Linked DNA regions of Homo sapiens: region 1 is linked to region 2. The links are chromatin loops, found by intact Hi-C in ENCODE. Cell type or tissue: OCI-LY7. All regions are shown on one strand. Each heading gives the region's core, and the rest is flanking DNA. Links, peaks and the distances in the headings are about the cores only. Region 1 holds the start of DVL1 (dishevelled segment polarity protein 1). Region 2 overlaps ATAD3C (ATPase family AAA domain containing 3C).

Region 1 (11,846 bases), core at 1-8,000, 110 kb before region 2:
CACCAAACCCAGCACCAGGCAGAGACCCTCCCCAATTCTGCCCTCCTCCCAGCCCTGGGGATCTTGGGTCAGAATAGCTGTGACCAGGGCATGAAAAGTGGAGGACAGGCGGGGGACCTTCACCCACTGGGCCAAAGCCGTGCGTGGGGAGTGGGGTCCAGACCAGGGCACGTGGTTGTGGCCATGACACAGGCTCCCTGCACTGCAAGGTGGTCAGTCATGCTCTGGAGCAGAGGCTGGGGAACCAGGGCTGGGCTGAGAATGCAGCGGGGGCTGGCGCAGGAACCCCCGACTCACCAGGGCCTCCTCAGCGTCCCCAGCCTGAAGCTCCCTCTCTTATGAAGGCCACCCCAGACCAGCGAGGACCTGCCTTCTCTTCCCCCCATCTCCAACTACATTCGCTTGGCATCCAGGGTCAGTGTCTAGTTCAGCAGTCGCTTAAGCTAAAGTATTACTGACCAACCAGCCCCTCCCACGGGGGTTCTATTCCACAGAACAGACAGTGCTGAGAGGTCTGCGGGTAGAACTCAGGGGAAGGGATGAAGGAAGTAATTGATGAGGGTCCTCCGTAGGCTCCTGAGGCCACCAGCCAGAGGACCAGGGAGGACACAGAGCAAGGCCCCCATCCCAGCCAGAGGACCTGGGAGGCTACAGAGCAAGGCCCTCGTCTTGGACCTCCAGCATCACCCCAGTCCATTCTTTCCAACCCCCACAGCCCAGCCCAGCCCAGCCCTGACCTCTGCAGCCCCACTGACTCCCAGCCCCCTGTAAGTCTGCAGCCTCCAAAGCTGTACACTGAAGCTCCCCTGTCTCTTTCCTGGCCGCATCCCCAAGCCTGCCTCGACACCCAGACCTGCCCACCCTGTTCCCAGGCCCGGGCACCCACGCGTCCTCCAAATGTGCCCAGCAGGTGCAGCCACTGCTAGAAGTGCACTAGGGCAACAGTCAGGCTGTCTCTGCCCTGGGCAGCCCCCGGTGGGTGTCAGGAGCAGAAGGCGGACTCCCCCAGGGCTTCATCCCAGAGCATGGTCCAGGAGCAGAACCTGGGGGCTGGGCACCTCCTCACTACGCATTTCCTGGTGGCACACATTTGCAACAAACAGCATTAGTAACTTTGGTAACTTTCGTTAGAATAATAAACTAAGTCAAAAACAAAAGTACCTGACACATGCCCCATGCTCAAGGCCAAAGCAGCCCAGGCCCAGAGAAGCAGGGACTGCAAGGTGCCCCAGCTGGGGAGGAGCCCGGACCAGACTCAGAAAACAAACCGCCCCCTCCTGCCCAACCTGACCGGAGCGGGCAGGAGGGCCGCTGAGCCGAGTGGGGAGCGCCCAGCCTTCAAAGGCTGCCAAGGACGCACCCTGCCCTCTCTGCTTTGCCTGGTCGTGGGGGTGGGGAAGGAAAGTACAGCTGTCTAGATGTCCCTTGGGCCCCCCTGAGAGCTCCAGAGCGGACCCAGCCTGACTGGACCTGGGGCTGCCTGAGGACCCTGCAACCACAGAATCCAAGAAACAACCTTAATGTCACAATCCCAAGAAGCGGCCACACACAAGGACACCGCTTGCCGGAGGCTCACCTCCTGGGGCCACGAGGCCTGAGCCCGCCCCCAGCACTGTTGAGCTGGGACTAGGGACTCAGGTTACTGGTGGCTGGGCCGGGCCAGGCCAGGCCTCAAGCAGACCGCCAGGCTCCTGCTCCCTGTCCCAGAGGGCCCAGCTCAGCACAGCAGGGGTCTCCTCGCCTGGGACACCACCACCGAGGCCCAGCAGGGAGACGCTGACCCAGGCTGCCCCGAAACAGCAGATGGTCTGGGCTGCTCCGGGAACGCAAGTGCTTTGTGGCTCAGTGGGGACGGGGCCCACAGGAAGCTCAGGACACGGGTAGGCGAATAAAGTTTCATGGTCACCAGTGGCCCTTGACCTCCACCCTGTCACAAGGACCCTGCAGAAGGGGGCCAGGAGAACCTGTCTTGACCCTCGGGAAGCTTCTGCAAACCCTAGCAGACAGGTTGGTGAACCTGTACCCCCATGTCTCCCCATCCCAGCTAGGGAACCCCACCCTGCTTCCTTCCCACTGACACGCCCCTGACCCCAGCCCGCACCAACGGCAGGCGCTCCCGGCCAGCCCCGGTGGAAGCGATGCGGCCGACCGAGTCTGACACGGGCCAAGGCAGGACTCGGGGCCGGGAAGCTGGGGCCAGGGACGCCGGGAACCCCGCCTGCCATCGCCCCGCTCCACGGACAGGTGGGCGCGCGCCGCACACGGGCCGAGGCCGCCACCCGCGCCGCATCTAGCGGAGGCGCGTCGCGGTCGCAGGTCCCCGGGGGCGCGAACGGCTCAGGACCCCCGCCCCGTCCCCGCGCGGGCAGGTGCGACCCCCGAGCCCGCGCCAGGCTCGCGCAGGCCTCGCGGCCGACTGACCCGAAGTCCTGGTCCATGGACTTAAAGAAGAATTTGTAGGCGTGCACGGGCCGGTTGCTGAGCACGTTCTTGAAGTCGGCCAGCGTGACGCGCTCGGGGGCCACGGGCAGCTTGACCAGGTACGGCGTCTCCTCCTCGTCCATGTGGTAGATAATCTTGGTCTCCGCCATGGCGCGGCGGCGGCGCGGAGCCCGCGCGCTCAGGGCCCGGCCCGGGGCTCGGACGCGGGGCGCTACCCGCCCGCCCGCCTGCGCCCCGCCCGGCCCGCACCGCTCTCGGCCCCGACGCTCCGAGGCCCCCGGGCGCCCCCGCCCGACCGCCCAGGCCCCGGCCGCCGCCCCCGGCTCCCGCGCGCGTCCCGACTGCTGCCCCGCGGCCCGCGGCCGCCCATCCGCCCCCGGCCCGGGAGCGGCGCGAGGGACGCAGCACGGAGGGCGCGCTCAGCCCCGCCGCCCTCCCGCCTGCGCCCCTCGGGCCGCGCCGTTAAAGGGACCGCCCGGCCCGGGGTCCTGAGCGTGGCCGCGGGGGGGCGCCCGAGCGCGCGGCGTTGACGTCACGGGGGCGCACGGCGGGGGCGGGGCGAGGATGCGCAGACGCAGGCGATCATCGCTCGCCCCGCCCCGCCCCGGCCCCGCCCCCGCGCGCGGGCCCGCGCTCCATTATGATCCGGCGCATGCGACGCGCGCCGCTGGCTGTGGGCCCGTGGGCGCCGGGGCGCTCGGGTCGGGCGGAGGGACCCCGGGGACGCCGGGTGCGCGGCGCTGAGGTGGCGCCCGGTCGCTCTGCGCCACCGCGAAGGCTCCCGACTCGCGTGCCCTCTGCCGGGTCCCACGGGGTCCAGGCAGCAGGCCGAGCGGATGCGGGGCGCGCGGGGGCGCGGGCGTGCACGGAGGCGTCGGAGCGCCCGGCGGCGGGAGGGATTTAGTCCTGGGGTTCTCCGCAGGGCAGGGGAGACTTCCGAGGCGTCCCTTGAGGCCGCGGGGCGTCCGCGCTTACTGTTCCGGGGCTCGCGGGGCTGGAGGCCTTCCCGACCCGACCCCAGCAGGAAGCGCGGAGGCCACTAGAGGGCGGCCCAGGATGGGAGGAGTGAGGAGGGGGCCTGGACGGGGCAGGAGCGACGGGGGGAGTGAGGAGGGGGCCTGGACGGGGCAGGAGCGACGGGGGGAGTGAGGAGGGGGCCTGGACGGGGCAGGAGCGACGGGGGGAGTGAGGAGGGGGCCTGGACGGGGCAGGAGCGACGGGGGGAGTGAGGAGGGGGCCTGGACGGGGCAGGAGCGACGGGGGGAGTGAGGAGGGGGCCTGGACGGGGCAGGAGCGACGGGGGGAGTGAGGAGGGGGCCTGGACGGGGCAGGAGCGACGGGGGGAGTGAGGAGGGGGCCTGGACGGGGCAGGAGCGACGGGGGGAGTGAGGAGGGGGCCTGGACGGGGCAGGAGCGACGGGGGGAGTGAGGAGGGGGCCTGGACGGGGCTGGAGCGACGGGGGGAGTGAGGAGGGGGCCTGGACCGGGCAGGAGCGACGGGGGGAGTGAGGAGGGGGCCTGGACCGGGCAGGAGCGACGGGGGGAGTGAGGAGGGGGCCTGGACGGGGCAGGAGCGACGGGGGGAGTGAGGAGGGGGCCTGGACGGGGCAGGAGCGACGGGGGGAGTGAGGAGGGGGCCTGGACGGGGCAGGAGCGACGGGGGGAGTGAGGAGGGGGCCTGGACGGGGCAGGAGCGACGGGGGGAGTGAGGAGGGGGCCTGGACGGGGCAGGAGCGACGGGGGGAGTGAGGAGGGGGCCTGGACGGGGCAGGAGCGACGGGGGGAGTGAGGAGGGGGCCTGGACGGGGCAGGAGCGACGGGGGGAGTGAGGAGGGGGCCTGGACGGGGCAGGAGCGACGGGGGGAGTGAGGAGGGGGCCTGGACCGGGCAGGAGCGACGGGGGGAGTGAGGAGGGGGCCTGGACGGGGCAGGAGCGACGGGGGGAGTGAGGAGGGGGCCTGGACGGGGCAGGAGCGACGGGGGGAGTGAGGAGGGGGCCTGGACGGGGCAGGAGCGACGGGGGGAGTGAGGAGGGGGCCTGGACGGGGCAGGAGCGACGGGGGGAGTGAGGAGGGGGCCTGGACCGGGCAGGAGCGACGGGGGGAGTGAGGAGGGGGCCTGGACCGGGCAGGAGCGACGGGGGGAGTGAGGAGGGGGCCTGGACGGGGCAGGAGCGACGGGGGGAGTGAGGAGGGGGCCTGGACGGGGCAGGAGCGACGGGGGGAGTGAGGAGGGGGCCTGGACGGGGCTGGAGCGACGGGGGGAGTGAGGAGGGGGCCTGGACGGGGCAGGAGCGACGGGGGGAGTGAGGAGGGGGCCTGGACGGGGCAGGAGCGACGGGGGGAGTGAGGAGGGGGCCTGGACCGGGCAGGAGCGACGGGGGGAGTGAGGAGGGGGCCTGGACGGGGCAGGAGCGACGGGGGGAGTGAGGAGGGGGCCTGGACGGGGCAGGAGCGACGGGGGGAGTGAGGAGGGGGCCTGGACGGGGCAGGAGCGACGGGGGGAGTGAGGAGGGGGCCTGGACGGGGCTGGAGCGATGGGGAAGAGAGTGCGGTGGGGTCCCTTGGTTCCCGTCCCCAGGAAGCCGGCGAGATGGAACTGGCATCTATCGGGCCCTGACCGTGCTGGGGGCTGCACCGGCTCGGAAAGAAACCGATCAGTGCAGGCACCAGTGCTTGACGGTCAGCTTGGGCCTGGGATCCTGACCCTGCACCCGGGCTCTGAGAGGGAGAACTGTGGCGTTTGCTCAGCCAAGCCCGGACAGCTTAGCCGCCAGCCCCCTCCACCTTCCCGCAGCCCTTCTCTTCCCCAGAGGTCAGAAGCCAGGCAGGAAGACCTAAGAGGGGCTATCTGTTGAGGCCCCAGGGAGGGAGGAAGCCTGTCCCTGCCCTGAGGGCCTGACCCCAGGCTAGGTCTCAAGAGAGGCTGGAAGCCAGAGGCCTGAGGCCAGTCCCGTTGCTGACGCGGATGTGGTCCAGCTGGGGCCCTGACAGGTGTGGCCACTGGTGAGGCCAGAGGTAACCGGGCTGGGAGGGGGGTGCATCTTCAAGCCACACCTCCCCAGACCAGCCTCCCTCCCTCCCCATCCATGCTTGTGTGGGGTCCTTGTGGGCAACTGTCACCCTTTCCCACCCCCACTGTCCTGGGAGGACTGGAGGATGGGGTTGGGTGGTGACGCCAGCTTCAAGAAGCAGCAGTTAGTCGCTGGTCTGTGCTGCCAGGACCCCGGGCCACGGGCCTTCCTGCTCCCGCCACTCCTCCCACCGCCTGAACTTGTGCTGAGATCCTGCACCCAACCAGCTGATGCCTGAGCGGGAAAGGATTCTAGGGCCAGATCCGTGCTGGCCTGGCCAAGACTCTTGGAACCACCCTGCTGTCCCGGGCTGTCTCTGCTGGAGCCTCTTTGCTCCCGCCCCCTTTGCAAGTGTCTGACCCGCATCCCACTACTCCCGCTCCTCGTCCCTCTGCCTCTCCAAGAGCTGTGCTCCCACGGCCTTCCCTCTGGCCTCACAGCCACCACCACGTCCCCCCTCCTCACGTCCAGGTCAGCCCTCAAGGGAATCTGAACTCCTCCACGACCAGAAGCCACACAGAACTAGCTCAAAGGTCCCCTTCCCAGGACACCGACTCCCAGAGGACCCAGACCCAGACCTTTCAGCCCAAGGAATGGGATGATGTCAGGGGTTCCAGGTGGAGACGAGGACTCCCAGGCCCAGACTCATGCCTTGCCCAGCCCCAGGAGACGGAGTTTCAGAAGCATACCTGGGACAAGTCTAAAAATCAGATGGGGACTTTATTGTGATGGTGGCAGGTCCACCAGCAGATGCAAATGTGGGGTGCTGAGAGTGGCAACACAGGCCACCCCAAACCAACTTCACTCCCTCCCCTGTCCTCAGCCAGTACAGAAGCCAAATGTAGCCCCAGCCCTAGACTCCAGCCCAGGCAGAGTCCAAGGGAGGGGTGTCAGGGTCAGAAGTCACAGGGAGCCCAGTGACTATCAAGGTGGCTGAGAGCAAGGCTAGGGTAGGGATGGGGCAGAGAAAGGGCAAGGGGTGCAGCCCCAGGTGGCCCAAAGCAACACAGAGGAGCAAGGGCTGGCATTCAAGTCAGCAGGTCCCTGGGGAGAACAGATGGTGCCTGGAGTCCCACATGGTGGTACAGGTGGGGGAGCTCTCGGTGGCAGGCAGCACCCCAGGAGGAGTGGGACTCCTGCCGAGGCTGACCCCAACTTCAAGGCTGCCAAGTTCTGATGGGAGTGTCCTCCTCCAGGAACATCTCCCAGCCCCCGACGAGCAGAGCCCTGGAGGAGTGGGACTCCTGCCCTGAGGCTGACCCCAGTTTTGGGGCTGCCAGGTTCTGATGGGAGTGTCCTCCAGGAATGTCTTCAGGCCCCCAGCGGGCAGAGCCCAGAAGGGTCTGAGGGCATGATGGGCATCAGTGGGATTTTGGTTGTGCCAGGGGTGGGCAGGGCCACCCGTGAGCAAAGGCCGCAGGGGTGGGGGCTATGCTGCCACCAAGCCCCTGGGAGAGGGGTGTGGAGGCGGCCTCTGCATACGCCCAGGCCAAATTCCAGGAAAGCGGGACCAGCCGCTGGAAGGGGGGTGAGCCCCGGAGCATCAGGAGATGCCCCGAGGAGCACAGACAGGAGAGGTGCAGCTGCTGGCCCAGCCAGGAGCCCAGGGCCTCCCTATTTGCAGTTCTCCTTCCGGAACCCTGGAAGCCAAGGGCGCCAACGGGTTGGCGGCTGTCCTCCACCCTCATCACAGTGGGAGACACAGGGCAGACCCCCCCGCAGGACTCCCCAGGGATTTCTGAGCCTGAGGTGGCAGGGGCCCCGGGCCTGGCTGGTGCCTGCCATCGTTGGTCCCAGGTGAGGTGGAATGGGGACAGGCAGGGCTCTGAGATGGGCTGAGGTCGCCCCCGCCGCTCACCTTTGTCTAGGTCGATGTACTTGGCAGGCAGGGGGCTGTGGGCCAGCTCCGCCCTCTCCTTCAGGATGTTGTTTTTGTAATCTGTGGGAGGAGAGGAGGCTGAGGTCCCCGCTCCCAGGATGCACTTCCCAGCCCGGGACTGGGAGCCGCGCCTGTGCCCTCGTGTCCCAGCACTGCCTCACCTAGCTGGATGTCCTCACTCCTGTAAAGCATCTGGTCCCCTGCAGCCACAGCGAACTCCGCCAAGTTAACATCCTTCCTGGATGGCGAGGGTGGGAGGAGGTTACAGCTGGGTGGGGTGAAGGGGGCCCTGGTCCCCAGGAGGGCCGGGAGGGGGGCACTCACCCCTTTGACTTTCCCGACTTCTGGTCCGAGTATTCGTAGCCTGGGAAGGAGACTCACATTGGGGGCAGTGCCGCCCCTTCCGCAGGTCCCCCAGCCCAGAGGACCACCCTCCCGCCCACCTCAGTCTCCTGGGGCCGCTGGCTTTGCCGGGGCAGCCTCACCTCCGCGGCGCCTGCGGGCGGCCAGGAGGACAGTGACCAGTAGCAGGATGAAGAGCAGCAGCGTGGCCAGCACGTAGCCCAGCTGCTGGAAGAAGTGGGCTCGGCTCTCGGGGACGATGACATTGATGACGTTGTGGCCGCGCGCCAGTGTGGGGTCTGCGGGGAACGCGGGGTCGGGGCGGCGTCAGGTACCAGCAAGACCTGCGCCCCGACCCGGGCCACGGCCCCCGCTGGGATCCGCGGGCCTCGGGCAAGGGACAGCGGGCGCAGAGCAACCCCCGGTGGGGTGGGCTCCCGCCTTCCCGGGTCCCAGGGAGGCCTCCTTCACCTGGGCCTGGGGCGCCGCTGTGGCTGGAGCCGTTGCCCGGAGAGCCCCGGGGGGGCGGCTCCGCGTGGGGTTCGGCGACCGTCAGGTGGAAGACGCGGCGTTCGTGCAGGCCACAGTAATGGTGGTGCAGGTGGCAGGAGTAGGTGCCCTCGTCGGCGACCTCCAGCGGCTCGATACGCAGTGAGAAGTCACCGCGCTCAAAGGCATCCGCGCCCACAGCCACGCGGTCGCGCAGAAAAAGGGGCCCGTAGGCGCGGCGCTCGCCCGACGCGTAGAGGTCCAGCAGGCGGTCCGCGCGGTCGTGCGGGACCCCGGGCGGCTGCCGGTCCCAGTGCACCACCTGTTGAGCCTCCTCCACGTGCCGGTCGGTCCACACGTGCCCGCGGTTCACGCAGGTCAGAAGCGCGGGTGCGCCGCGCGCCACCGCCAGCACCTCCTTCTCGCCGTCCCAGTAGGCGGGGGTGGCCGGGGCTGCGGAGGGGGCGCGGTCAGCGGCGCGCGGGCCGGGGCGGCGGTCGAGGGTCGAGGGGCGGGAGCTGGGGGGCGGGGGGGAAGCACTCACGGCCGTCGGTGACCTCCAGGCGGACGGCCAGGCTCTCGTAGAGGTGGCAGTAGTGATGGTGCAGGTTGCAGGTGTACAGCCCCGCGTCCGTCTCCTCCACCGCTGCGCACCCAGGAGGAAGCCGCGCGTGAGCCTTGCGGTGCCCCCGACCCCGCGGCCCCGGACCCCTGCCCCGACCCCGCGGCCCCGGTCCCCGGTCCCCGCACCGCGGATGAGCAGCGAGAAGTTGCCGTCGTCGAAGGCCGAGGCCGAGAGCTCCAGGCGGCCGCGGTCCCGCGCCTCGTACACGCGCTGCTCGCCCGCCGAGTACAAGTCCAGCAGGCGCCGCGCGGGGCCACCCCCGGGGCCGCGCAGGTCCCAGTGGAGCACGCGCTGGCGGTCGTGCAGCCGGTCCTGGGTCCACACCATGCGCGGGCTCTGGCAGCGCAGCACCGCCCGGGCGCCCGCCTCCCAGCTCACCGCGGACTCGGACACCACGGAGCTGCCAGCAGCGGCGGGTACCGAGGACCCTGGTGGGGGAGGGGAGTCGGTGGGGGAAGGGGTGGGCCCCCTAGGGCCCTGGTTGGGGGAGTCAGTGGGGGAGGGGCAGGGCCCTGGTGGGGGAGGGATGTCTGTAAGGGACGGGCAGGACCAGAGGGCCCTGGTGGTGGAGGGGAAGTCCGTGGGGTGGGGCAGACCCCCGAGGGCCTGGATAGGGGAGGGGGAGTCACTGGGGGAGGGGCGGACCCTGATGGTCCTGATGGGGGAGGGTGAATCAGTGGGGGAGGGGCGGGCTCTGAGGACCCTGGTGGAGGAGGAGGAGTAACTGGGGGAGGGGTGTGCCCCAAGGACTCTGGCGGGGTTGGGGGCATCTTTGGGGGGGTGTGGGCCCCTGAGGCCCCTCGTGGTGGGGGAGATTCCATGGGGGAGGGGCATGCCCCCTAGGGCCCATGTGGGGGAAGGGGAATCATTGGGGGAGTGGTGGACCCCCGAGGGCCCTGGCAGGGGAGGGGGAGTCCATGGGGGAGGGCAAGTCAGTCGGGGAGACATGGGGCCCAAGGACCCTAGTGGGGGATGGGGAGTCCATGGGGGAGTGGTGGGCCCCGAGGGCCCTGGTGGGGAAGGGGACTCAGTAGGGGAGGGGCAGACCCCGAAGGCCCTGGTTGGGGAAGGGGAGTCAGTGGGGGCATCTGTGGGGGAGGGGTGGGCCCCCGAGGGCCCTGGTGGGTGTGCGGGAGTCTGTGGGGGAGGGCCAGGCCCCCAAGGGCCCTGGTAGGGGAAGAGGAGTCATTGGGGGAGGGGGAGTTATTGGCAAGGGGAGGTGCCCAAGGGTCCTGATGAGCAAGGGGGAATCAGTGGGGGAGGGGCAGGGCCTGAGGACCCCCGGGGGCTGGGCCTGGCAAGATAGGAGGGGCTGAGGGGGAGTGGGGGTGGGCAGCTGGGGCTGGGGTCACTAACCTGAGTGCAGGAGAACAGCAGAGCCTGGAAGGAGAGGAGTGAGCTGGAGAGGCCACCCACAGCCCCACCCAGCCCCGAGACCCCCCACTTGGCCCCCAGAGTCCCTCCTGTAGTCCCAAAGTGGATGCTGTGACACCCACTTCAGTGCAGGGAGGACGCCTCTCACACAGACCTACATAGCCCTCCCTGCCACCGTGCTGGGCTTTGGATGGCACCTGCCCTTGAGTGGGGAAGCCAGGGCATGGGCGTGGGCCAGGGCCAGGCTCCAAGCCAGCCGGTTCTGGGGTGTGTGCTTGTCACCGGGGCCACTCCACCTGGCTGCACCCAAGTCACCCAGAGCACCAAGGAGGCTGGATCTGTGGGTTCCCCCACGCTCCCTCCAGGGCTGTGCCCCAGCCCCCGAGGGTCCTTGGACCCTCAGACGCTGGGGACCCCACACCACACCTAAGGCTCAGCGCAGCCCCTGAGGTGCTTCCGCAGGGCAGAGGCCTGAAGGCTGAATGTGGGTCGTGACCCCGGCTGCCGCCCCACAGGCCCGCGTTGCTGCTTGAGGGACTCTCATTGTCGTAGGCCGCCTCGGCATCCACTCTGAATCTAGGCTGGACTTTCTCTGACCGGAAGCGGGGCTGCCACCCGGGACAGTTTCCAATTCACATCCCCCGTCCTCGAGCTGATCCACCCAGACGCCCGCCCTACGCACTGTCCCCTGGTGACCACCCCCTGTGTCCCCACAGACCCCACGCCCCACATGGACTGTGCAGCTGCACCACGGAGTCCCCCCACAGTCAGCGTGGCCCCACGGGGCTCGTGCCGCTTGCCTTAAACCCACCAGTTAAAACTCCCCCACCAGGCATGGTGGCTCACGCCTGTAATCCCAGCACTTTGGGAGGCCAAGGCAGGTGGATCACCTGAGGTCAGGAATTCAAGACCAGCCTGGCCAATATGAAAAACCCCATCTGTACTAAAAATACAAAAAATTAGCCGGACGGGGTGGTAGTGGGCGCCTATAGTCCCAGCTACTTGGGAGGCCGAGGCAAGAAAATGACTTGAACCCGGGAGGTGGAGGTTGCAGTGAGCCGAGATCACGCCACTGCACTGCAGCCTCCTTGGCGAGAGAGAAACTGCCTCCAAAAAAATTCCCTGAGGGAAACCTGTATGCAGAACGCCCTGATCCCAATAAAGGGTTGGCCTGGGGGTCCCTGTCTCTCTCCACTTTCCCTGGCCTCCCAGCAGTCTGTGCACCCCAGGGCCCGTGGGTGATAAAAGCTGTTTCTATCCTGTGTCTCTAGATCACTGGGGGCTGCTCTCCCTCACATAGATCCTATGTGAAAACTGCCCCAGAGATGTGGCCGAGAGCCTGGGAGCTTCCCAGAGGAATGTGCCCGGTCAGCAGCCAGCCCAGGCCTGGGAGCGGGGGCTGGAACAGACCCCACAGTTCTCAGGTCCCCTTCAATCACTGACCCACTCCCTAAACAGAGCCCCAGCAAGAGGGGCTGCAGGAGGGGCCCCGAGGGAGACGCCGCCGTGCCTGGGCCCCCAGCCCTTCTTGGCCCTCTGGGCTTCAACTCCCTAGGAGGGGAGGCTGGCCAAAGTCTAACTGAAGACGTCACAGCCTCTGGCAAGCGGCTCTCCCGAGCGCC
Region 2 (16,440 bases), core at 3,927-11,926:
GCGATTCTCTTGCCTCAGCCTCTCGTGTTGCCAGGATTACAGGTGCAGGTCACCATGCCTGGCTAATTTTTCTATTTTGGTGGAGACAGGGTTACACCCTGTTGGCCAGGATGGTCTCGAACTCTTGATCTCAGGTGATCCACCTGCCTTGGCCTCAGAAAGTGCTATGATTACAGGTGTGTACCACCATGCCCGGCCAATTTTTGTATTTATAGTAGGGGTGGGGTTTTACCATGTTGGCCAGGCTGGTTGCGAACTCCTGGCCTCAAGTGATCCACCCATCTTGGCCTCCCAAAGTGCTGGGATTACAGGGATGAGCCACCAGGCCTGGCATAAACCATTTTTTTTTTTTTGAGATGGAGTTTCCCTGTTGTTGCCCAGGCTTGAGTGTGACGGCGCAGTCTGGGCTCACTGCAACCTCCGACTCGCGGGTTCAAGTGATTCTCCTGCCTCAGCCTCCCAAGTAGCTGAGATTACAGGCATGTGCCATCATGGCCAGCTAACTTTTTGTATTTTTAGTAGAGACGGGGTTTCTCCATGTGGGTTAGGCTGGTCTTCAACTCTCGACCTCAGGTGATCCACCTGCCTCAGCCTCCCAAAGTGCTGGGATTACAGACCTGAGCTACTGTGCCCAGCCGGCCTAATTGATTTTTAAAACGAGTTAGAGATTTTGGGTTAGTCTTGTTTTCCAGGAATAAAGTACCATTTTTAGTGGCCAAGAATGTACCGAGGGTGTGGCCCTGTGACATATCCAGCTGGGTCTGCCCAGGGCCCCGCTCAGCGACCAGAGCTTTGTAGGATTTATGCTACCAGTTGCAGAGAAAATGGCCCTGAGTGAGGGCGCTGTGACTGCCCCACCTGCCTCCTGTAACCGCGTGGCTGTGGGATTCGGGGCTGGGAATTCGGGTTCCTGTGGGGCCAGCACACGGCCCTGTGCTTCTCCCTCAGGCGGAGAGAGGGTGGGGGCAGCCCCGTGCGTCTCCTGCTCTAGGAGGGAGGGACGGTGGGGGCCGGTGCGCCAGTGCGGTGTCTCTGCTGCAGGTGGCTGGGCTGACGCTGCTGGCTGTCGGGGTCTACTCAGCCAAGAATGCGACAGCCGTCACTGGCCGCTACATCGAGGCTCGGCTGGGGAAGCCGTCCCTAGTGAGGGAGACGTCCCGCATCACGGTGCTTGAGGCGCTGCGGCACCCCATCCAGGTAGCGGCGCAGGCCTGGCCCTCCCTGAGTGCAAGTGCCTGGCTGAGTCCCTTCTGCCCCACGAGCACAGCCCACGCATATACTCCTGTCCCTTCCCTTTCCCCGGATAACAGGCACCCGCACGCTGCTTCACGGGTGGGTTTTCCTGTCTGGCGCTGTACCTTAGGGGTCTGCATCAGTGAGACCCTTCCCCTGTCTGCCTCGGTGTCCCCTGCTCAGGGCTCTTGATGGGGCCTGGGAGCACATCGGGGTCCTTGCAAGACCCGGGATTTGGGTGTGCGGCCGTCTGTCGGGGAAGCTGCTACAGGCCACAGTGTCTGGCGGCCTCCCTGGGGAGCCGCGCCGTTTGCCAGCCCCCAAGGTGCCTGCTCTCCACACGGGGGTGGCAGTGTCTCCACAGGTCACTCGGTGGGTGGTTAAGAAAATAAAAGCTGGCCGGGCGTGGTGGCTCACACTTGTAATCCCAGCACTTTGGGAGGCCAAGACAGGTGGATCATGAGGTCAGGACATCGAGACCATCCTGGCTAACACAGTGAAACCCCATCTCTACTAAAAAAATACAAAAAATTAGCCGGGCGTGGTGGCGGGCGCCTGTAGTCCCAGCTACTCGGGAGGCTGAGGCAGAAGAATGGCTTGAACCTGGGAGATGGAGCTTGCAGTAAGCAGAGATCACGCCACTGCACTCCAGCCTGGGCGACAGAGTGAGACTCCGTCTCAAAAAAAAAAAAAAAAAAAAAAAAAAACCCAGAAAAAAGAGAAGCCGATAAGAAACCGGAAAATGCCCCCAATCCCTGCAACAGACACCCAGTCTCCCGGCGGGGCGGGGTTCCAGCTCCAGGCCGGTCCTGGCTGTGATTCGGGGCAGCTCCGTTTCTGCGTGTTACCGAGCTTGTGTGTGCGTTGGTGGCTGTTCCGTGGCTGTGGCAGGTGACCCAATGGTGCTTCCCCTTCCCCTCCAGCAGGTCAGCCGGCGGCTCCTCAGTCGACCCCAGGACGTGCTGGAGGGTGTTGTGCTTAGTGTAAGTCGGTGTGCCTGGGACCGGGGAGGCGCAGGGAGGGGACCCCGGAGCTGGGCTGGGCTGTGGCCCTTGCTGGCGCTCCTGGTGGCGCCCAGGATCTTTTGGGTCCTGAGATGCGACTGCTTGGACCGTGCCGGGGATAGATAGGCTGCCCACGAGCTGGGTGGCTCCCCGGAGAGCGGAGTCCACACCCAGGCATTCTCGCAGCCCCTGCCCCCGAGGCTTCTGTGGGTGCAGACTGTGTCCTCCAAGCCCCTGTCTTCCTCGGCAGCCCAGCCTGGAAGCACGGGTGCGCGACATCGCCATAATGACAAGGAACATCAAGAAGAACCGGGGCCTGTACAGGCACATCCTGCTGTACGGGCCACCAGGCACCGGGAAGACGCTGTTTGCCAAGGTGAGAGTGCCTAGCTGAACAGGTGGGCCAGGGGCCGCTGGGGTCTCACCTGCCTGCAGGTGTCTGGGGGGCTCAGCTGCCTGGGGAATGGACCCCCCTTAGGCCTTTGCCCACCCTCGTGTAGGCTCAGGGTGCTGGTGTGGGCAGCAGCGCCTCCCATCTTCCAGGCGGGGGACGTCTCCTGTCTGGCAGGCTGTGGCTTCCAGGCAGGGACGCTGGGCAGAGCCTCCACACTCCGGGTGGAGTGTGCAGGCTTTGCAGAGGCGGAGGGAACATCTGTTCTGTCTCCCCTCACTCTTCTTGTCCAGAAACTCGCCCTGCACTCAGGCATGGACTACGCCATCATGACAGGCGGGGACGTGGCCCCCATGGGGCGGGAAGGCGTGACCGCCATGCACAAGCTCTTTGACTGGGCCAATACCAGCCGGCGCGGGTGAGACGTCCCCACAGCATGCACCAGGCCCTTGGCTGCGGCCCAGCAGGCTGCCTTCTGGGAAGGGGGTCCAGGTGTCTCTTGGGGACCCTGTCTTTCTGCAGCTCTGTCCTTGTGGCCACGCAGGAGGCCCAGTGGAGGGTCCCTCGGAGGGAAAGTCCCCTGAGTGTGGACCCTGGTGGACACGAGGCCCCCAGCGTGTGGAGGCTGCCAGTGGGATACTTGGCTCAGGGCAGAAGGGAGGTGGGTGGGTGCAGGGGGAGAGGGGTCTTCACAGCTGCAGGGGAGGCTCCTCCACAGCCGCCCTCCCCCCAACACGCCTGCAGGTGGGCGTGGGCACTGGTTGCCTTTTCTAGAACCATTTGAAAGTTAGCTGAAGACAGCATGGCACACTCCCTTCAATAGGTCCCACAGTGACCCCGCGCAGGGCACAGCCCGGGCACCCTTGTGGCCTCGGCTGTCCTCGTTGGAACCACGATGCTCATGGTTGGCACCCTCCCCTCTGGCCTTTGACCTTTCACTTTAGAAGACCTGTCCCTGGTGTGGACTCTAAGCGGCCACCAGCGCTGCACTGGGCTGAGTGGGGGTGAAGCCTGCGGGGCAGAGTCTGCTTCTGTCGGTGGATCAGCTTCTGTCAGGTCCAGGACTTAGGGCTCCGTGGGGCAGAGCCTGACCCCGTGGGGATCTGCCTGCTTGGCCTGCTCCTGCCATGGCCGGACGCCGCTGTGGGCTGCTCCTGGCATCACTCTCACCCAGCTTGGCCTCCCTCTCGTCCACAGCCTCCTGCTCTTTGTGGATGAAGCGGACGCCTTCCTTCGGAAGCGAGCCACTGTGAGTGTCACTAAGCCTCTGTCTGGCCACAGGAGGGTGGTGGGGTGTGTGCGGCTGTCATCCTGGGCCAGGCCGCAGCCCACTGCTCAATTTCTTTTTCTCTAAGTTTTGTGTGAAAAACACAGCATTTTTGGCCAGGTGTGGAGGCTCACGCCTGTAATACCAGCACTTTGGGAGGCCGAGGCAAGTGGATCACGAGGTCAGGAGATCAAGACCATCCTGGCTAACACGGTGAAACCCCGTCTCTACTAAAAATACAAAAAAAATTAGCTGTGCGTGGTGGCGGGCGCCCGTAGTCCCAGCTACTCGGGAGGCTGAGGCAGGAGAATGGCGTGAACCCGGGAGGCGAAGCTTGCAGTGAGCCGAGATCGTGCTGCTGCACTCCAGCCTGGGCGACACAGCGAGACTTCATCTCAAAAAAAAAAAAAAAAAAACAAAAAAAACAGCATTTTTTTAGGTCAGCTTAAAGTTAAGGTTTGGCTTTTGAGTGTTTTTTGTTTTGTTTTGTTTTGTTTTTGAGATGGTGTCTTGCTTTGTTGCCAGAGTGGAGTTCAGTGGCGTGATCTCGGCTCACTGCAACCTCCGCCTCCCAGTGCAAGCGATTCTCCTGCTTCATCCTCCCAAGTAGCTGGGATTATAGGCATCCGCCACCACACCCAGCTAATTTTTGTATTTTTAGTAGAGATGGGGTTTCACCACGTTGGCCATGATGGTCTAGATCTCTTGACCTTGTAATGCCCCTGCCTCAGCCTCTCAAAGTGCTGGTATTATAGGTGTGAGCCACTGCACCCGGTCTATTTTTATTTTTATTTATTTGAGACAAAGTCTCACTCTATCCCTTAAGCTGGCTTGCAGTGGCGCAATCTTGGCTCGCTGCAACCTCCGCCTCCTGGGTTCAAGCTGGTCTCCTGCCTCAGCCCCCTGAGTAGCTGGGATTACAGGTGTGTGCCACCACATCCAGATAAGTTTTTTGTATTTTTAGTAGAGATGGGGTTTCACCATGTTGGTCAGGCTGGTTGAGAACTCCTGACCTCAAATAATCTGCCCGCTGCTGCCTCCCAAAATGCTGGGATTACATGCGTGATCCACCACCCCCAGCCATACAGTTATTATTTTAAGACAGGGTCTCTGTCGCCCAGGCTGGAGTGCAATGGCGCGATCTTGGCTCACCGCAACCTCCGCCCCCTGGGTTCAAGCAGTTCCCCTGCCTCGGCCTCCCAAGTAGCTGGGATTACAGTCATGTACCACCACACCCAGCTCATTTTGTCTTTTTTTTTTTACTAGAGACTGGGTTTCTCCATGCCGGTCAGGCTAGTCCCGAACTCCCGACCTCAGGTGATCTGCCTACCTCGGCCTCCCAAAGTGCTAGGATTACAGGCGTGAGCCACCGCGCCAGGCCCCAGCTAACTTTTTTGTAATGTTAGTAGAGATGGAGTTTCCCCTTGTTGCCCAGGCTGGGCTCGAACTTCTGAGCTAAAGAGATGCTCTTGCCTTGACCTTCTGAAGTTCTGGGATTACAGTCATGAGCCCCCACGCCCAGTCAGGGTTTGTTTTTTTTTTTTGAGACAGTCTCACTCTGTCGCCCATGCTGGAGTGCAGCGGTGCCATTTCAGCTCGCTGCAACCTCTGCCTCCCAGGTTTAAGTGATTCTCGTGCCTCAGCCTCCCACGTAGCTGGGACCACAGGTGTGCCACCACGCCTGGCTAATTTTTGTATTTTTAGTAGAGACGGGGTCTCACCATGTTGGCCAGGATGGTCTCAAACTCCCAACCTCGTGTGATCTGCCTGCCTCAGCCTCCCAAAATCCAGGTTACATTCGTGAGTCACCGCCCCTGGCCCTGGTCAGGCTTTTGAGTCTAGATCCGTGAAAGTGTCGCCATGTCCCTGCTCCCTGCAGGAGGGAGGCCTGTGGGACTTTCTGCTGTGGCTGTTTACAAGGCTTTGCTCCTGGTGCCTAAGGCTGGAACCTTCTCTCTGCAGGAGAAGATAAGCGAGGACCTCAGGGCCACACTGAACGCCTTCCTGTACCGCACGGGCCAGCACAGCAACAAGTGAGGGAGCCCCTCGGGTCCTGGGCCCCCGGGCAGGGCTGTGCAGCCGTCACCCTTGGTTCCCACCGAGGGACCTGAGGGGCCCTGGCTCACAGTGCTGGGCAGCTGCCGTGGCCTCAACGTGCCCACCTTGGATGTCCCCTGGGAACGGCCCAGCTCAGGACAGCACGGGGTGTCACTGAGGAACATGCGGGGGCCTCCCGGGCAGAGCTGGGGTCAGTCCTGTCCTCACGGCCCTGTGCACCGCCGCCCCAGCTTGCAGGTCCCTCTGCCCCTAGGTTTCTGCGGTCCTGTGCCTGCAAGGGAGGTGGTCTCATCGTGTGAGGCTCTGCTGGGTCTCCCTTGGAGGGTGTGTGTGCCCTGGGGTGGGAGATGGAGACAAGTTTGCTCCCACGGGAAGTTGGACACCAGCAGGTCCTGTGTGTCGGGGCGGAACCTGGGACCTTGGTCCCCCGCCCGGATGCTGGCCAAGGGTGCACCCTCCAGGCTTGGGGCCCACCCGACTTTGTGTGGCCTCTGTGGGCTGCCGCCCAGATGTCCCCCATAGGGTGACCGCCCCATGGCCAGTCTCCCTAGTCCCTCCCAAGTCCCCTAATTTTGAGTTTTCTTGGTCTCCTGGGTCCCTCCAGCCCCAGTCACGTGTCACATGGAGGATCAAGTCCTGCTGGTCGGCCGTGGCTGACTCCTCAGGCACGTTGGGCTCCTGGGTCAGCTGCTGCCGGTAGACGCTCCCTGGAGCCCTGACTCGGGTCCTTCCCAGAGAGGCAAGGCTGGGGCCCTGCTGAGCCTCCAGTGAACCCGGGCCCCCGAGGTCCTGCTCCTGGCTCGCGTGGCAGTATTTTTTTTTTTTTTTTTTTGAGATGGAGTTTTTGCTTTTTCTGCCCAGGCTGAGGTGCAATGGCGTGATCTTGGCTCACTGCAACCTCCACCTCCTGGGTTCAAGCGATTCTCCTACCTCAGCCTCCCAAGTGGCTGGGATGACAGGCGTGCGCCACCACACCCGGCTGATTTTTTGTATTTTTTCTTTTTTAGTAGAGATGGGGTTTCACCATGTTAGTCAGCTGGTGTTGAACTCCAGACCTCAGGTGACCCACCCGCCTCGGCCTCCCAAAGTGCTGGGATTATAGGCGTGAGCCACTGCGTCTGGCCAGCGTGGCCACAATCTTGACATGGACTCTGGGTCCCGCATCCCTGCTCCCAGCACAGCGGGGCTCAGGTAGCAGGAGGGAGTGGTGTTCCCGGCACTGCCTATCAGGCTGGGCGACGGTCAGCGGGGAAGTACCACACGGGGCAAGAACAGAGGCCCAGGAAGCCGGGCAGGGGGACAGCTGGGCGTGGTGGGGCAGGCAGGCGGGTGACCATGGCTGTGGCTGCGTTCTCCCCATGTTTCCTGTGCTCACAAGCTGCCACTTTAGATTCTCCCAGAAAGTCTTCCTGAGGGGGCTGAGGAGCACCTGTTCCCCTGGGGACAGCTCGGCCGGCAGCCCCAGCGTTTCCTTCCCCATCCCCGCCCCGCAGATTCATGCTGATCCTGGCCAGCTGCCACCCCGAGCAGTTCGACTGGGCCATCAATGCCTGCATCGACGTGATGGTCCACTTCGACCTGCCAGGGCAGGAGGAGCGGGCGCGCCTGGTGAGAATGTATCTTAACGAGTATGTTCTTAAGCCGGCCACAGAAGGAAAGCGGTAAGTGTCCCGCCCCACCAGCCCCCGTCCAGGGGCCCTCGCTCAGGGTCCACCCCTGCTCCTGTTCTCCGGACACACCCAGCAGGCCCTGTCTCCAGGATGGGCACCACCTCCCTGCCCTGCGGTTTCGTGCAGGAGCCCTGTGGGCCCCAAGGGTCCCAGAGGCCGCATCCAGGGAGGTCCTGCCACCCTTTCCTCATCCCCACCTGAGAACAGCCTGGTGGCGTGTCTTCTGGTTTGGAGGCACAGTCCACTATCACTTACAAACCTTTAACATTTTTTTTTTTGAGGCGAAGTCTCGCTCTTGTCCCCCAGGCTGGAGTGCAGTGGCACGATCTCAGCTGACTGCAACCCCTGCCTCCTGGATTCACGCGATTCTCCTGCATCAGCCTCCTGAGTAGCTGGCATTATAGGTGCCCACGACCACGTCTGGCTACTTTTCGTATTTTTTGTGGAGATGCGGTTTCACCATGTTGGCCAGGCTGGTCTTGAACCCCTGACCTCAGGTGATCCGCCCGCTTCAGCCTCCCAAAGTGCAGGGATTACAGATGTGAGCCACTGTGCCCGGCCTCTTTTACGTTCCTCTTCACTACGCGGAGAGCTGTGAGGAAATCCTGTACCTGGCCACCCCCAGACCCTGGCAGTGAGGGGAGGTGACGTGGAGTGTTGCTCTGAGACCCCCATGTCGGAATTCGAAGGAGAGTCTCCTCATGAGACCCCCATGTAGGGACTGGAGGGAGAGGCTCCTCATGAGACCCCCATGTAGGGACTGGAGGGAGAGGCTCCTCATGAGACCCCCATGTAGGGATTGGAGGGAGAGGCTCCTCATGAGACCCCCATGTCGGGACTAGAGGGAGAGGCTCCTCATGGTCCACTGCTGGCTTCTGGCCTGGCCTCCCTGCAGCTGCCACACCCGGCCCTGGAGCCTCGTGGTGTGGGGCGCGGCTCTTGCTTCCTGCTGCACATGTGCCTTGAGGCTGTCAGGCTCCCTGTTGCTGGCGGTGGGTGCAGCAGGCACGGTGGGCAGAGCCCTCCAGGTGATGAGGGGCCCTGGCGCCTCACACTGGCTGCCTCGGGAACACTCCAGATGAGCAGAGGCTGCTCTACTTCTTGGCGTCCCCAGGGCCCCGGTTTCTGAGTCCTTCTGTGCACCTGACCCAAATCCCTGCTGTCGCCAGTGACGACAAAAGCTGCTCTGTTCCAAAGAGAGCCTGGTTCTCCCCTGCCGACCCCTCCACTGCCGCCTGCTCCATGCTAGACCAGCTTTCCGGGTCTCAGTTTCCCTATGCCCTCCCCTTCCCTGGGCTCCCCGACACCCATGGCTGCTCGTAGCTCTGGCACCATGACCTGGCTTCTGTGGCCTCCAGGCAGAAGCTTTTTTGCTAGAACTCAGGGCTCTGCCACTGCCAGTTTAACGGCCATGCGCCCTGTGGGTGCTGAGTGGACAGGGCTGGTGTTAGGAAGGGGTGCGGCCATCTCCAGGCCCCACAGCCGCCCCCTTCCTGCTCAGCCCAGGCCTGGCTTGCGTCAGGAAGGGGGCGGAACTTGGCTGTCACAGGTAGAGAGTCCCTCTCAAGGGGGCATCTGGCATGGGTGTCCGCCTGGCTGCCTGTCTTCCGGCCTCCACCTCGTGGTGTGGGAGCTGCTGCCTTGGCCGGCCCACTTGGGAACTCCTTCCCCAGGCGTCTGAAGCTGGCCCAGTTTGACTACGGGAGGAAGTGCTTAGAGATCGCTCGGCTGACAGAGGGCATGTCATGCCGGAAGATCGCACAGCTGGCCGTGTCCTGGCAGGTGAGTCAGGCTCGGGTGCACCCACCCAGATGGAAGCCCAGCTGCTGTGCAGATGCTTGGTTGCGCCAGGCCTGTCCCAGCACCGGTGTCACGTGGGAGCTTCTGTTGAGGGGTTTTCAGTGCACAGATGTGACACGGGGCCCCTGCCCCAGTTGGGCCACTCCACGCAGCAGCGTGCACCTGCTCCAGCAAGAAGGGTGGGGCCATGTCAGTGGCTGACGGTCACAGGTCAGGAAGCCAGTGCGGCCTCCTAGTAGCCCGGGCTCTGCCAGGTGGGGCGGGAGGCTTCTGATGCTCACCTTGGCAGACAGGCACCCCCCAGTGTGAATGGTCATCAGGACAGGCCCCTTGTGAGTTTGGTGGTGGGGGTGGAGGGACGTTGTGTTTCTTGGACCAAGTCCATTGGCTTGGTCCTGCTTGACGGGCCCAGACACATGGGTGGGAGTTGTGGCCTCTGATTGTCCCACAGCCAGTTGTTTCTCAGGGGCACCCCTCCTGCAGCTCCATGGCTGCCCCAGGGCCAAGGAGCTGGGACTCACAGGAGTGTGGGCACGGCCATCCAGAAAGCTTTGGTCTTTGGGGGTTGCTGGAAAAGCAAAACCAGGTCTGTGGGGCAGAAGGCACCCTGGCCATGCACAGGCATCGCTGCCTCTGGGGTCCACAGAGTCTGTGTGACAATCTGGTCACTCGATCTAGCAGCACATTATGTGTGACAGCTTAATGAAGTAGCCAACTACCTTGATTTGAACGTAGGAGCCGGGGTATGTAGGGAGCTGTATTAGTCAGTACAGGCTGGGTTATGCCGCTGTGACAAAGAACCCCAGATCTCAAACCCCGTCCTTCTGGGTCAGCTGAGGTCTCTGTTCCAGGCCATCCCCACTTGGGACCAGGTCTGTTTCCACAACTAAGAAAGCAGAGGCCGGGCATGGTGGTGGCTGATGCTTGTATTCCCAGCATTTGGGGAGGTCAAGTCAGCCAGATTATTTGAAACCAGGAGTTCAGGACCAGCCTGGAAAGCAAGTCAAGAACCCATCTCTACAAAAAATAAAAAAAATTAGCTAGACCTAGTGGTGCATACCTGTGATGCCAGCTGCTTGGGAGGCTGAGGTGGGAGGATCACTTGAGTCCAGGAGGCGGAGGCTGCAGTGAGCTGTGATTGTGCCACTGCACTCCAGCCTGGGTTACAGAGTGAGACCCTGTCTTAAAAAATAAGAATAATTTGGTCATGGCTTATGCCTGTAATCCCAGCATGCTGGGAGGCCAAGGAGAGAGAATCACTTGAGGCCAGGAGTTCGAGACCAGCCTGGCCAACATGTCGAACTCCACCTCTACTAAAAATACAAAAATTGGTCGGGCATGGTGGTGGTGCATGCCTGTATTCTCAGCTACTCGGGAGGCTGAGGCAGGAGAATCGCTTGAACCCAGGAGGTGGAGGTTGTGGTGAGCCGAGATCGTGCCACTGTACTTCAGCCTGAGCAACAGAGTGAGACTGTCTCAAAAAAAAAAAAAAAAAGAACAGGAGTGTGGTCGACTGCTGGGCCTGCCATAACCACTGGGGCGTGTGTGCCCACAGCTCTGAAGGCTACAGGCCCAAGGTCAGGGTGCCAGCTCGGTCCCTCCCTGTGGAGTGTTCTTTGCTGGGTCCTCATGTGGCAGAGAGAGCAACTCAGCTCTCTCTGGTGTCCCTTATAAGGACACTCATCCTGCACTGCTCACAGCGGTGGTGGTGAGCCAACACGCCCAGCACCAACTTTGTCCTTCAAGAGTTTTTTTCTTTTTGTGCCGGGCACGGTGGCTCACGCCTGTAATCCCAGCACTTTGGGAAGCTGAGGTGGGTGGATTGCCTGAGGTCAGGAGTTCAAGACCAGCCTGGCCAACATGGTGAAACCCCGTCTCTACTAAAAATACGAAACTTAGCTGGGCGTGGTGGTGTGTGACTGTAATCCCAGCTACTCAGGAGGCTGAGGCATGAGAATCACTTGAACCCTGGAGGCGGAGGTTCCAGTGAGCTGAGATGGTGCCATTGAACTCCAGTCTGGGCTATTCAGGATCCCTTGAGATTCCATATGAATTTTAGGAATGGTTTTCCTATTTTTGTAAAACATAATTGAGGTTTTCACAGGGATTGCATTTAGTCTCTATGTTGCTTTGATGTCTCTCAGCAATATTGTGTGGTTTTCTCTTTTTGTCTTTTTGAGACTGAGTCTCGCTCTGTCGCCCAGGCTGGAGTGCAGTGTTGCGATCTTAACTCACTGCAACCTCCGCCTCCCGGGTTAAAGTGATTCTCCTGACTCAGCCTCCTGAGTAGCTGGGATTACAGGCACGCGCCAACATGCCCGGCTAATTTTTGTATTTTTAGTAGAGACGGGGTTTCACCATGTTGGCCAGGCTGGTCTCGGTCTCCTGACATGAGGTGATCTGCCCGCCTCAGCCTCCCAAAGTGCTGGGATTCATTCAGGTGTGGGCCACGGAGCCCGGTCAGTTTTCACTGTGCAAGTCTTTCACCTTCTCGGTCAAGTGAATTTCAAAGTATTTTATTCTTTCGGATGCTATTGTAAATGGAAATGGTTTCATAATTTCCCTTTCAGATTATTCATTGTGGGCCAGGCGCGGTGGCTCATGCCTTTAATCCCAGCACTTTGGGAGGCTGAGGTGGGTGGATCACAAGGTCAGGAGATTGAGACCATCCTGGCTAACATGGTGAAACCCCATCTCTGCTAAAAATACAAAAAATTAGCCGGGCGTGGCGGCAGGTGCCTGTAGTCCCAGCTACTCGGGAGGCTGAGGCAGGAGAATGGGGTGAATCCTGGAGGCGGAGCTTGCAGTGAGCCGAGATCGTGCCACTGCACTCCAGCCTGGGCGACAGAGCAAGACTGTCTTTAAAAAAAAAAAAAAAAAAAAAAAAAGATTATTCATTGTTAGTATGTAGAATTGCAGCTGTTTTTGCTGTTGATTTTGTATCCTGTAACTTTGCTGATGTCACAGGGTTGTTTTTTCCAATATGGATTCTAGGATTTTCTACATATAAGATTATATCATCTGAGAACAGGTGATTTTACCTCTCCCTTTTCAGTTTGGATGACTTTTCTTTTTCTTGTCTAATGGCCCTGGCCACAACTTCCAGTGGTATGTGGAATAGAAGCAGTAAAGCATTCTTGCCTGGTTCCTTACTCAGAGGAAAAGCTGCCAGTTTTTCACCACTGAGTATGTCACCTGTGGGCTTGTGATATATGGTCTTCATTGTGTTTAGGGCGTGTCCTTCAATTCTTGGTTTGGTGAGTGTTTTTATCATAAAAGTGTGAGGTGGGTGGATCACCTGAGGTCGGCAGTTCGAGGCCAGCCTGACCAACATGGAGAAACCCCGACTCTACTAAAAATACAAAATTAGTTGGGCGTGGTGGTGCATACCCATAATCCCAGCTACTTGGGAAGCTGAGGCAGGAGAATCGCATGAATGCGGCAAGCAGAGGTTGCGGTGAGCCGAGATCCTGCCATTGCACCCCAGCCTGGGCAAGAAGAGCAAACTTCTGTCTCAAAAAAAAAAAAAAAAAAAAAATGGCTGGGCGCGGTGGCTCACGCCTGTAATCCCAGCATATTGGGAGGCTGAGGCGGGTGGGTCATGAGGTCAGGAGACTGAGACCATCCTGGCCTGGCTAACATGGTGAAACCCTGTCTCTACTAAAAAATATAAAAAATTAGCTGGGTGTGGTGGCGGGTGCCTGTAGTCCCAGCTACTCAGGTGGCTGAGGCAAGAGAATGGCGTGAACCCGGGAGGTGGAGGTTGCAGTGAGCCGAGATGCCTGGGTGACAGAAGGAGATGTCATCTCAAAAAAAAAAAAAAAAAAAAAATTGTATTTGGCCAAATGTTTTTCCTGCAACAGTTGAGAGGGTCATGTGGTTTCCTTCCTCCACTCTGCTAATATTGACTGATTTTTGTATGTTGAACATTTTGTATGTGGAACATTGATTGATTTTCATATGTTGAACTGTCCTTGCATTCCAGGAATAAATCCTGCTTGGTCAGGGTGTGGAATCCTTTTATTATACTCCTGAATTCGTTTTGCTGGCATTTTCTTGACGACTTTTCCAACGATGCTCATCAGGGATATTGGCATGTCATTTTTCTTGTGGTGTCTTTGGCTTTGATATGAGGGTAATGCTGGCCTCTTAGGATGAGTGAGGAAATGTTCTTCAATTTGTCCAAGAGTTTGAGGAGTGGTACTGATTCTTCTTAATGTTTTGTGAATTCACATGTGAAGACATCAGGTCCAGGTCTTGTCTTTCAACTTTTATAGTTTGAAGATTTTAGGTTCCCAGAAAAGTTGCAAGAGTAGCACAGAGACTTCCTGGGCCTGGGACCTTGCCACGTGGTGAACATCATGTGTCACTGTTGGACCCACCCGCGACCAGGTTTTGCCCCAGAATCCCACCCAGGAGGCCACGTGACATTTAGCTGTCACTTCTGGTGGGCTCCTGCCAGGTCCCGTGCTTCCTGGAGGGGTGGCTCCGTGAGCATCTGCTCACCCCCTTTCCTCTGCTGGGCCCTGGGTGAGGTGCAGCCACTCGGGTGGACCCTGAGGGTCCCTGCACCTGTTTGCCCTCTCTTGGGTGGGCTCAAGACCAAAAATGATGTTGAGCAGTCCTGGGCCCCTGAGCCACAGTGGCGGTCCGGCTCCGGTCAGTGTCTCCTGCGCTCCCGGGCCCCCGACCCACAGTGGTGGTCCGGCTCCGGTCAGTGTCTCCCCACACAGTGGCTCTTGGTGAGGGATGGGCGCTGGCAGAGGGGACGGGCACCACGTGGTCATCCCCATGGCAGGTTCTATCGTGGTGACGGTGTTGTGGGAGGATGGTGTGCTGCTGCCCCTGCACCCCGTGAGATGAATCCTGCCTCTGGGAGGCATAGCTGGGATGGGGCTAGGGACCCGCTCAGCTGTCCGGGAAGGGTCCCCTGCCCTGTGCTTCCTCCAGGCGTCCTGGTGCGCTCTTGAGCATGGCGCCCAGTGGGGGTCCCCACACCCTCACCCTGACCCATGGGTGCCTCCCCTTGGGGACTCCATGCCCTTTGCTGGCATTGGGATGGAGAGTGACCTGTCCATGGCAGAAGGGCTGGACCTGAGGCTGCCTGAAGCCACACCAAGGGCCACAGCCCCAGCAGCTCCAGCCTTCACATGCTAGATGCCAAGCCCTGTGCCCAGGAGGACAGGGAGGTGGGGGCAGAGGTGGCCTTGGTGCCACCAGCCACGTGCCTCAAGGTGGGCAGTGGCTGCCTCTGCCCTGGAGGCCTGTGAGGGTCAGGGTCTGAGGGTCTGAGGTGCACTATGACCCGGGGGCACTGCCTGACCACGGCTGAGACACGCAGAGGGTCTGCAGTTCCCACCTGCCTCTGGGAAGCTGCCCTGGGTCGGCCGTCAGTGAGGCTCCGCCTTGGGCTTTCTATTAGAAAGTCATTGAGCAACATTGGTGCTGAGGACGCAGGCAGGGCTGTGGGCACTGCAGGGGCTGCCCCCGGTGTCCACACACGTGCTGGGCTCTGCCGAGGTGCGGGTAGCCTGTGTTTCACGCTCAGGCCATCCTGGAGCCCCTGGTTTGGTCCCTCCCCACCTCAGGGCCCTGGCGTGCATTTGGGGTGGGGGGTTCCCATGGCGGCCTCCCTCAGCTCCCTCTCTCCCCACTAGGCCACGGCGTATGCCTCCAAGGACGGGGTCCTGACCGAGGCCATGATGGACGCCTGCGTGCAAGACTTTGTCCAGCAGCACCAGCAGATGATGCGCTGGCTGAAGGGGGAGAGGCCTGGGCCCGAGGACGAGCAACCCTCATCCTGAGTCCATGGGGAGACCACACCTCACGGAGCCTGGCCGCGGACCCCTCCCACCCCTGCCTTTGCGGCCCCGCACATTTAGGAAATACTCCCCGTAATAAAGTCCCACGGGGGCCGCACCGCTGTGTCTATTGGCTGACACGGGGCGGGGTTTGGGGCCCCCTAACGTCCCCCTGGGGTCAAAGGTGACAGAAAAGGCAGAAGCTGGGGCTTTCTGGAGGATTTAACCACAGAGGGGTGGGCTTCACAGGAGGTGGCTGCCACGGCGGGGCCGGGTGCCCGTGCCCCATCCTGAGGCCGTGCATACGCGGGTGCCCCTTCGCCTCCCTCCCCTCCGCCAGAGCTGCCTGTGGCCAGACACACGGTGGAGGGAAGTGCACGCGAAACAGACACAGCGGCTTCAAATAGATGCCGCCCCTGCCCGCGCTTTGCAGCTAGTCCCTGCAAACCTTGATGATGGGGCTGGGCGCGGTGGCTCACGCCTGGAATCTCAGCGAGGCCAAGGAGAGTGGATCACCTGAGGTCGGGAGTTCCAGACCAGCCTGGCCAACATGGTGAAACTCCATCTCTCCTAAAAAAAAAAAAAAAAAAAAAAAAAAAAAAAAAAAAATTAGCCGGCCGTGGTGGCAAGTGCCTGAAATCCCAGGTACTCAGGAGGCTGAGGCAGGAGAATCACTTGAGCCCGGGAAGTGGAGGTTGCACTGAGCTGAGACCATGGAATTGCACTGCAGCATGGGCAACAAGAGTCAAACTCCCTCTAAAAAAAAAAAAAAAAAAAGGGCCAGGTGGCACATGCCGGTGGTCCCAGCTTCTTGGCTTGGAGGCTGAGGTAGGAGGATCGCCTGAGCATGGGAGGCAGAGGTTGCAGTGAGCCAAGATCGCACCATTGCACTCCAGCCTGGATGATAGAGTGAGACTGTACCTCTAAATAACCAAAACCTTGATTACAGCCATGGGGTGGGGGTGGGGGTCAGGGGCGTCTGACTATGGCTGGGGAACTCATTTGGTTTTTCTCCTCTCTTATTTTTTTGGGTAGAGACAGGGTCCCTTTGTTGCCCAGGCTGGTCTCCAACTCCTGGGCTCAAGCAATCCTCCTGCCTCGGCTTCCTAAAGTGTTGGGATTACAGGCTTGAGCCACCGTGCCTGGTCTGTTTTTTTTTTTTTTTTGGCAATAGAGTCTTGCTCGCCCAGGGTGGAGTGCAGTGGTGTGATCTCGG

The links. Hi-C counts contacts between places; a loop is a spot of excess contacts. Peaks named below come from ENCODE experiments on the same cell type or tissue, not always from the same donor. Only the 100,000 strongest peaks of a DNase experiment are listed, where the experiment ranks them.
Region 1: a loop joins it to region 2, with 5 times the contacts of the local background. A loop is called at or near these places in 2 of 110 quality-filtered maps.

The regions. Positions count from the first base shown.
Region 1 is chr1:1,346,475-1,358,320 of GRCh38, forward strand. It overlaps DVL1 (dishevelled segment polarity protein 1), which reads right to left and starts at 2,944. Exons shown (of 15, transcript NM_001330311.2): 1 at 2,422-2,944. The coding sequence starts at 2,591. MXRA8 (matrix remodeling associated 8) reads right to left here. Exons shown (of 10, transcript NM_032348.4): 2 at 10,207-10,230; 3 at 8,976-9,278; 4 at 8,770-8,871; 5 at 8,208-8,678; 6 at 7,880-8,035; 7 at 7,719-7,758; 8 at 7,556-7,632; 9 at 7,374-7,454; 10 at 6,217-7,155. The coding sequence ends at 7,130. RefSeq lists enhancers at 1-445, 647-1,276, 1,277-1,906, 7,023-7,654, 7,655-8,286 and 3 more and silencers at 1,459-1,635, 2,796-2,975, 3,076-3,395, 3,416-3,565. In OCI-LY7, for the core only: a CTCF peak has its summit at 3,458 (motif pointing right); DNase peaks (open chromatin) are centred at 2,997, 3,347 and 6,557; H3K4me3 peaks cover 1,973 bases; H3K27ac peaks cover 435 bases.
Region 2 is chr1:1,453,304-1,469,743 of GRCh38, forward strand. It overlaps ATAD3C (ATPase family AAA domain containing 3C), which reads left to right. Exons shown (of 12, transcript NM_001039211.3): 4 at 1,042-1,197; 5 at 2,157-2,216; 6 at 2,488-2,613; 7 at 2,922-3,046; 8 at 3,826-3,877; 9 at 5,858-5,928; 10 at 7,447-7,614; 11 at 9,297-9,405; 12 at 15,081-16,440. The coding sequence ends at 15,227. Among named protein-coding and RNA genes, the nearest start is that of ATAD3B, 10 kb to the right of the region's middle. RefSeq lists enhancers at 1,276-1,775, 8,323-9,097, 9,183-9,262, 9,283-9,342. In OCI-LY7, for the core only: a CTCF peak has its summit at 8,688; a DNase peak (open chromatin) is centred at 9,458; H3K4me3 peaks cover 598 bases; H3K27ac peaks cover 1,481 bases.